2 separate regions of the Homo sapiens genome follow, and region 1 is linked to region 2. A link is a contact called in ENCODE Hi-C or POLR2A ChIA-PET data. All regions are on one chromosome and are shown on one strand. Each heading gives the region's core, a stretch centred on a gene start or an enhancer-like site at or near the end of the contact. The rest is flanking DNA. Distances are from core to core; before and after follow the strand shown. Region 1 overlaps SSH1 (slingshot protein phosphatase 1). Region 2 has its middle 42 kb from the start of CORO1C.

The links. A loop is a pair of places that touch in the nucleus more often than their neighbours do. ChIA-PET counts read pairs that join two places held with the same protein, here RNA polymerase II (POLR2A). Pooled maps may share reads with other maps.
Region 1: a pooled map shows a loop between it and region 2 (2.4-fold over the local background). The contact joins two enhancer-like sites. A Hi-C loop is called at or near these places in 1 of 168 maps with a recorded cell type or tissue (gastrocnemius medialis), 1 of 37 single-sample maps with no recorded cell type and 5 of 50 pooled maps. POLR2A ChIA-PET finds 5 or more read pairs at or near these places in 7 of 52 experiments (BJ, HepG2, IMR-90 and 4 more).

What each region holds. Positions count from the first base shown.
Region 1 is chr12:108,831,236-108,834,880 of GRCh38, reverse strand. The region is part of intron 2 of SSH1 (slingshot protein phosphatase 1); the gene reads left to right. Among named protein-coding and RNA genes, the nearest start is that of MIR619, 3.9 kb to the left of the region's middle. RefSeq lists an enhancer at 3,089-3,198. Within about 2 kb of position 1,885, at least 26 of the 41 ENCODE cell types and tissues checked have a DNase peak (open chromatin) inside an H3K27ac peak, as active enhancers do; they include gastrocnemius medialis, where a contact is called at or near this core.
Region 2 is chr12:108,772,111-108,775,657 of GRCh38, reverse strand. No RefSeq gene overlaps it. Among named protein-coding and RNA genes, the nearest start is that of CORO1C, 42 kb to the right of the region's middle. RefSeq lists an enhancer at 3,413-3,522. Within about 2 kb of position 1,762, at least 17 of the 41 ENCODE cell types and tissues checked have a DNase peak (open chromatin) inside an H3K27ac peak, as active enhancers do; they include gastrocnemius medialis, where a contact is called at or near this core.

The DNA.
Region 1 (3,645 bases), core at 636-3,135, 59 kb before region 2:
AGCACAGCTTGGCCAGTGTATCTACCAGCACTTACTTTCAATCTACTGTATGTCAAGCACAGAGGGAGATTTAAAAAGCATGTGCATCCTGGCCCTCACATCCCATTGTGAAGTTAAAATATACTGGCAGGAAGATGGCTTCACCACTAGTTAGTAAATAAGTGGGTCAGGGAACACGATTTGGAAATGAGGGAACTTGGGTTCCTAGGTTCCTATCACTAAGGGTGGTCTTTCCTTCAGTATCCAAGGGGATTGGTTTCAGGACCCCCGCCTTTGCCGAGGATAACAAAATCCATGGATGCTTAAGCACCCGCAGAACCCACTAATTCAAAGAGTTCAGCATCCCTCAAATACTGTATTTTCTGTCTGTAGTTGGTTGAATCCACTGATGAGGAACCCGCGGATACAGAGGACCGACTGTATGTGACCTTGAGCAAGTGACTTAACCCTTAAGCCTCAGTGTCCTCACCTGCACAGTAAGAGGAGGTGCTAGAAGATGTTGAAAGGGAGGAGCTATAGCTCACAGCGAGGGCCACAAGAGAAAGCTTCCTGGAGAAGGCATAAACACTGGAAGACAGGCATGACGTCGGGAGGCAGATGGGAGGAAGGACACCATGAGCCGAGAACCACAGTAGGCTTTATGGGGACAGTGCTATAGCTGGGGATAGAACAGAGAATGCGAAGCATGGAGAACAGGGGGAATAGTGCGAGAGGTAATACAAGAATGGTTTTTTATTCTGAAATACTGTTTTCTAACTATATTCTAAGCCCCTAAGGTCAGGACATAGCAGATGAATGAAATTTAGGTTAACGACATACAATGGCTAATTGTGGCAACCCATAGAGAGTTAGCACAAGAAGTTTGGACTCTAATCAATAGATGATGTCACATGGCTAAAAGTTCTGGGGCTGGGAAAGAATGTCATGAGAGCAATGGTTAGCGGCTGTGCAGAGTGGGCGAGAGGCCAGGGAGGCGCTTGTCCTGATTCTTCTCACCAGGCCAAAAGCTTCCGGAGCTCTGCTGTCCTATACCACAGCTGATAGCCTCATGTAGCTAATTAAACTTAAATTTAAATTAACTAAAATGAAATAAAATGACAAACCCAGTTTCTTGGTCACACTTACTGCATCTTAAGTGTTCAGTCAACACATCTGGCCAGTGGCTCCCATACTAGACAGAGAGTGGGTAGAGAATACAACAGCCCTGGCCTTCAGGGACATTCAGAGAATGCAGCACAGAGCCGGGTGCACCGTGGGGCTGCTTGGATGTCGCCTGGCTCACGGGGGTGAGGAGGGCCAGAACTGGGTGGTGCCTGAGAGACCTGAAAGGAGGGGCCTCTGACAAAGTTAGGACTCGGTGACAAATGACTGTGGTATGGGGCTGCATACCATAGACAGGGCTGAGAACCTGGGACAGTCGGGATAATCTCTTCTCGGAATTTTTGAGCTGTCTCAGAAACATTTCCTTCATGTGCCTGTTATTTCTGGCGTGTTTGGCTGTCTTTGCTGCCATAGCATTTCCCGCACAGTGCAGCCTTTATACCTTCTGCCCTCGTGAAGGGGCTTAGATCCTGGTAGAGCAGATGATGCTTGGAGGAAGATGCATTAGCTCCAGCTTCCATGGGGCCTGAGGGCTCTTGGGGTCATCAGGGAACTATCTTAAAATTTGCTAAACCAAGCCAAGACACATCACTTGCTGTCTTATTTAGGGAGAAAAAAAAAAAAAAGCTTGCTTTTGCGAGCTCGCTGGTCAGTTCAGCTGCTTGCCGCTACCCGTTGGTTTGAAGGAGAGCTGTGTAGCTGGCTCAGAGAATGTCTCTTACTGTCTGAAATACTTTTGGACATTCCTTCTCTCTGAGAGAAGCCTACGCCTTCTAGCCAAACAATACATGTTCCAGCAGCAAAGATATTTGTAATGAGCCCTGCCAGCATTCCTTGTCTGTGACCCCTTTCCCTAAGTATAACGCTCTGCAGAGCTGGAATTTTTCTATGCTCAGCATTATGTGTTTAGGGGGGTACAATTTGGGAGCTCCGGTTGACAGGTGTGTCCCTAAAGTTACTTGTTTTCTTAGGCTCTGAAGAGTGACATTTGGAACGAGGCCCTGCCATGTTGCACTGCAAGGCCCACAGTGAAGAAGAACGAGACCTTGGCCCAACTCAGGGTCTTTGTGACTTTTAAACACGAGTTCCAAATGAGGGAAGAACCTGTGGGAGAACCATGGAAAGAATTTTCCATCCGACCTGCAGTCTTTAGCTAATCTCTCTCCAAATGGTGAATTTTCGATCTCCTTTACATCTTTATCAACTTCACTTTGCTAGGCCTGGGGTTCTGAATCCATCCAGAGCCTCACTGAGAGTGGTTTTGAGGTCAGTTGATTAGCTTTCCACGTTGCTGCTATTGCTGCAGGTCAGATGGTGCTGCTTTCTGACCTATGGATTCTTCAGGAAGAGCACCGAACTTTTTCAGCCCCATTCTACCTCTTATTAGCCAGATGACCACAGACAAGTCATTTATCTTCTCCCAGTCTTGGTGGTTTCATTTTCTTTTCTTTCTTTTCTTTTCTTTTGGGAGGCGGGGGTGGGTGGGACAGAGTCTCCCTCTGTCTCCCAGGCTGGAGTGCAGCGGTACAATCTTGGCTCACTGCAACCTCTGCCTCCCGGGCTCAAGTGATTCTCCCACTTCAGCCTCCCAAATACCCGGGACTGCAGGTGCACGCCACCACACCCAGCTAATTTTTGTATTTTTTGTAGAGGCAGGATTTTGCCATGTTGCCCAGGCTGGGGTTGTTTCATCAGGGGAATGGGATTGTAAAAATTAAGTGGAAAAATGTAGGGACAAACTCTCTATAACTAGAAAGCTATTATTTACATATTTAAAACAATATATGTTGATAGTATACCAGGCATTCAGGTGCTGAGAATTTGTGATGTTGACAGTGCGATGTCTCAACCACAAGCATGAGGTTTGTTTCTTAGGTTTGCACATTCTGAAACTTGAATTTGTGAGTTCACTCAGGGATGATCAAGTTCTAAGAAACCAATTTACGCTAACCAAACTTATAAGGAACTGATATATAAAGCACAATTTGTAAATTGAGGTTTATGAACCCACAGGGGGGCCTTTTATGACAGAGGCCAAATCCTCCTGGGTTCACAATAAGGTACATGTAGCATAATCATCTTACTCTCCTGCCCCTTATGCCTCTCTGTTTACTGATCCTTCAGGGCCTCGCAGGCTTCATTTCTTCCAGGGAGGCCTCCCTGAACCCCTGTGTGTACGTGCATCTGCACCTTCCACCTCCTTCCACCGTGGAACTTGCTGCCTTATATCGAAGTTACTGTCCTGTGCCTGCCTGGCCCTCCAGTGTCACTCCAGACCAGGTGTGGAGTGGTCTGTGGCATGGGTGGAAACCGGGTCTGTTTCACTTCTAAATTCTCAGGCCTTAGCACTGACCGGACACAATAGACACTCAGCAAATACTTGTTGATCGAAACCGAATTAACAGAGCCTCCTTTTTGGAATGCTCGTTGGCACCCATCTTTCTATGCTGACAGCATTACATTAGTTCCTTTTTCTCCTAGAATTACCATCAAGTTCGCTGGACAATTGACAGTCCCCTCAGTAATCACCATGCAGAGTGGGGT
Region 2 (3,547 bases), core at 513-3,012:
AGGGCAGTTGCATAAATTTGCGAAGACCTTGCACTTGGTTTTCATGTTCTGCTGTCACCATCTTGAAATTTCTCATCATTCTTAAACAAGAGCGTGGCCTTTTTGTTTTGCACTGGGTCTAGTAAATTATGTAGCCAGTCCTGGCAGCATTACCATTCGATCAAGGGTTTTGGAGCAAGACAGTCCTAGGTCCCAATTGCAGCTCCTTAATTTACACATTCAGCTACTTGGGACAAGTGACTGAATCTCTCTCCACCTCAGTTTCCCCATTTGGAAAACAGGAATAACCTCCTAGTAGTATTATAAAGACTAGCACTGTTGGTCTTTCCCTCTCGAAGTCCCCTCTCTCTCGCTAGAGAGAGCTGTTTTCCTTTCTCTTTCTTTTGCCTATTAAACCTCCGCTCCCAAACTCTTCATGTGTGTCCATGTCCTAAATTTTCCTGGTGCGAGATGACGAACCCCAGGTATTTACCCCAGACAACATAGCAGCTTCATAATGGGGACCTTGTCCGGATACCAAGGTACAACTTTCATCAAAACGGTGAGTAGAGGAGCAGACTCCACCTCTGACCTTTCATCTCAGGGCTCTCAGCCTCCATTTTAGAACCAAGTCAAATCAATAATGGGTATCCATCAGCCAGTTAAAAACACGGTTAGTGTGGCTGCCATTCTTAAAGACTCGGACGTCAGTCTTACTGGGGAGAACATGGAGAATCCTCCAGCACCCGTGGTTTGCTGGACATGTTTGAACCAGCATCCTTTCATGGAGAACTTAGCCGTCACGTGGGGCTGGGAGAGGTTTTGGAGCAACTGAGGATTTCTGGCTGGGGCTACCCCAGGTGTTATCCAAAGGCTTCTAGACTGACCCAGGCCTCCAACTGCCCAACGGGGTTTTGGCAGCAGGATCTCCAACTTTGCGTTTTGTTTGTTTGAGACAGAATTGCTTGAACCCGGGAGGTGGAGGCTGCAGTGAGCTGAGATCACGCCTCTGCACTCCAGCCCGGGCGACAGAGCAAGGATCTCCTATCCTCTCTGTGTATGCAATGTGCGGGAAGTTTACAGTTCAGGGAAGTAATCTTGTTCGCTATGTAAATCAGACACCGCCTCCTCAAACCTGACTATAAAATCCAGTGCATCCTCCGCTGGTGGCTCTTTTCCTCTTAGAAGTCTCCCCTCTCTCACTAGAGAGACAGAGCAGTTTTCCTTTCTCTTTCTTTTTCTTTTGCCTATTAAACCTTCGCTCCTTAAAAAAAACAGGGTAGCACTGTGTAATTAACACAAAGTAAATGCCCCTGAATCTTTATATTCTTTGTTTATAGAAAGTATTTAGCATAAGTAGCACAAAGTAATCCCTCAATGAGTAGTTGCTATAATCGTGGGGAAGACAGGCCGGCCCCCACAGGCCAGGCCTTGCTGACAGGTGGTTTCTCGTCCTACCTGGCAACTCCCTTAGCATCTCCTGGAAGAGCCAATGGATGCAAACCTGAGCTCATTGAAGGAGGCGCTCAGCTAGGATTTGCACTATGTCCTCCCACTCCCCTGCCACTGACCCCAAGAGGACATGAGGTCTGCCTCTCTCCAGACAACAAACACCATTTGTCCTCGACCTGGACCTGACCAGTCTTTCCCAACAGGCCTTCAGGGAGGGGAAAGGCATGGGCGGCCTGTGCGCGTGGGCTTGTCCCTGCTGTGATCCAAGTTACATCCTGTTCTGGCGTTGCTATGGCACAGCCAAAAACATCTGCCACAACAGACAGCTGGGACTGGCGGTTGGCAGCAGGGCTTGGATGGGCTGGGCTGGAAAGCGTGCAAGACTGAGCAAGGCCAGGAGCTGGGCAGTGATCTGGGACAATGCCCCGATACCACCAAACACACGCATACACACACACACACATGTGCATACACACATACACGTGTGCATACATATACACACATATACACACATGCACGTGCGCATACACACACACATGCACACACACACGTGCGCATACACACACGCATGCATACACATGCATACACACATGCACGTGCGCATACACATACACAGATACACACATGCACGTGCGCATACACATACACAGATACACACAGACATGCACGTGCGCATACACACACGTACACATACACACACATGCACATGTGCATACACATACACACATGCACATACATGCATACACACATAGGCACGTGCACATAAACATACACACACATACACATGCACGTGCGCATACGCATACACACACGCATACATGCACGCATACATACACACATGCATACACACACACACACACACACACACATGCTCTATTTAGGAGGCAAGTTGGACTTCTAGGACAAGAGTTCCTAATTCTTCCTAGGAAAGGTTTCTAATTCTGCCTTTTTTTCCTGAAGTTCCTGAGAGAAGACCTCAAGTGCATAGCCCTAGAGGGACTGGGCCCTCTGAAATTCTTGCCCTCATCTAGGTCCCAGCCAGGCCCACAGAATCGCCCAAGGCCCTATCCTGCTCCCAAAATGGAATTCGCTTTCCCTGTTGTTGTTATTGCTGGTGTTTTTCCTGATTAGTAAAACACAGTGATTGTAACAAAATCACATGATGCAGAGGAGTGATAACAGCTGTGCTTATGTGGCATGAGCCAGCTGCTGTGCCACATACCTCTCATTAACAAAATATACGTAGAAAGTGTTTAGAACAGCCCCTGGCCCTGGTAAGTGCTCTACACCATACCCGTAATCCCAGCACTTTGGGAGGTCGGGCAGGTGGATTGCTCGAGCTCACAAGTTCGTGACCGGTCTGGGCAACATGGTGAAACCCTGTCTCTACAAAAAATACAAAAATTAGCCAGGTGCGGTGGTGAGCACCTGTAGTCCTAGCTACTCAGGAGGCTCAGGTGGGAGGATCACTTGGGCCCAGGACATTGAGGCCACAATGAGCCATGATTGTGCCACTGCACTCCAGCCTGGGTGATACAGTGAGAGACCCTGTCTCAATCAATCAATCAATTAATCAATAAAGTAATTGTCAGGATGATCTGATTTTCTATGACAAGTTAGTGATACAGGTATTAATAACACAATATCTAAAAGAGGAAGTGAGGCTTGGAGAGGTGACATCACCTGCCTAAGTTCACATGATGAGTGTCCTACCTGGATTTGAACTCAGGTTACACCAATGCTAAAGCTCTAAGCTCAGAATCTCCCCCCTCCCCCACCCTTTATGCAGCTGTCCTTAGTTCTTGAACACCTGTTGCTCCTTTCTCTCCCCCAGCCACAGCCCTGACCTCATTCCTGCTGAAGGCCCCAGGGGCCTGGCTGAGGTCACAGTTTTGGCCACAGATCCACAGAGGCGACACCCTGTCTGAAGCCACTGCGGATTCTTTTCACTAGTTTGTCCTGTACTCCTGGGCTCTGAGGGTCTTGGGAACTCTCTACCTGTCCTCTCCCAAAGCATGGACTTTGGGATATCACCCCTCTTCTCTCCCTGCCCACTTTCTGTGCCCTGTGGTAGGGGCTCGCTGGGATTATAACAGTAATCATGAATGACAGAATT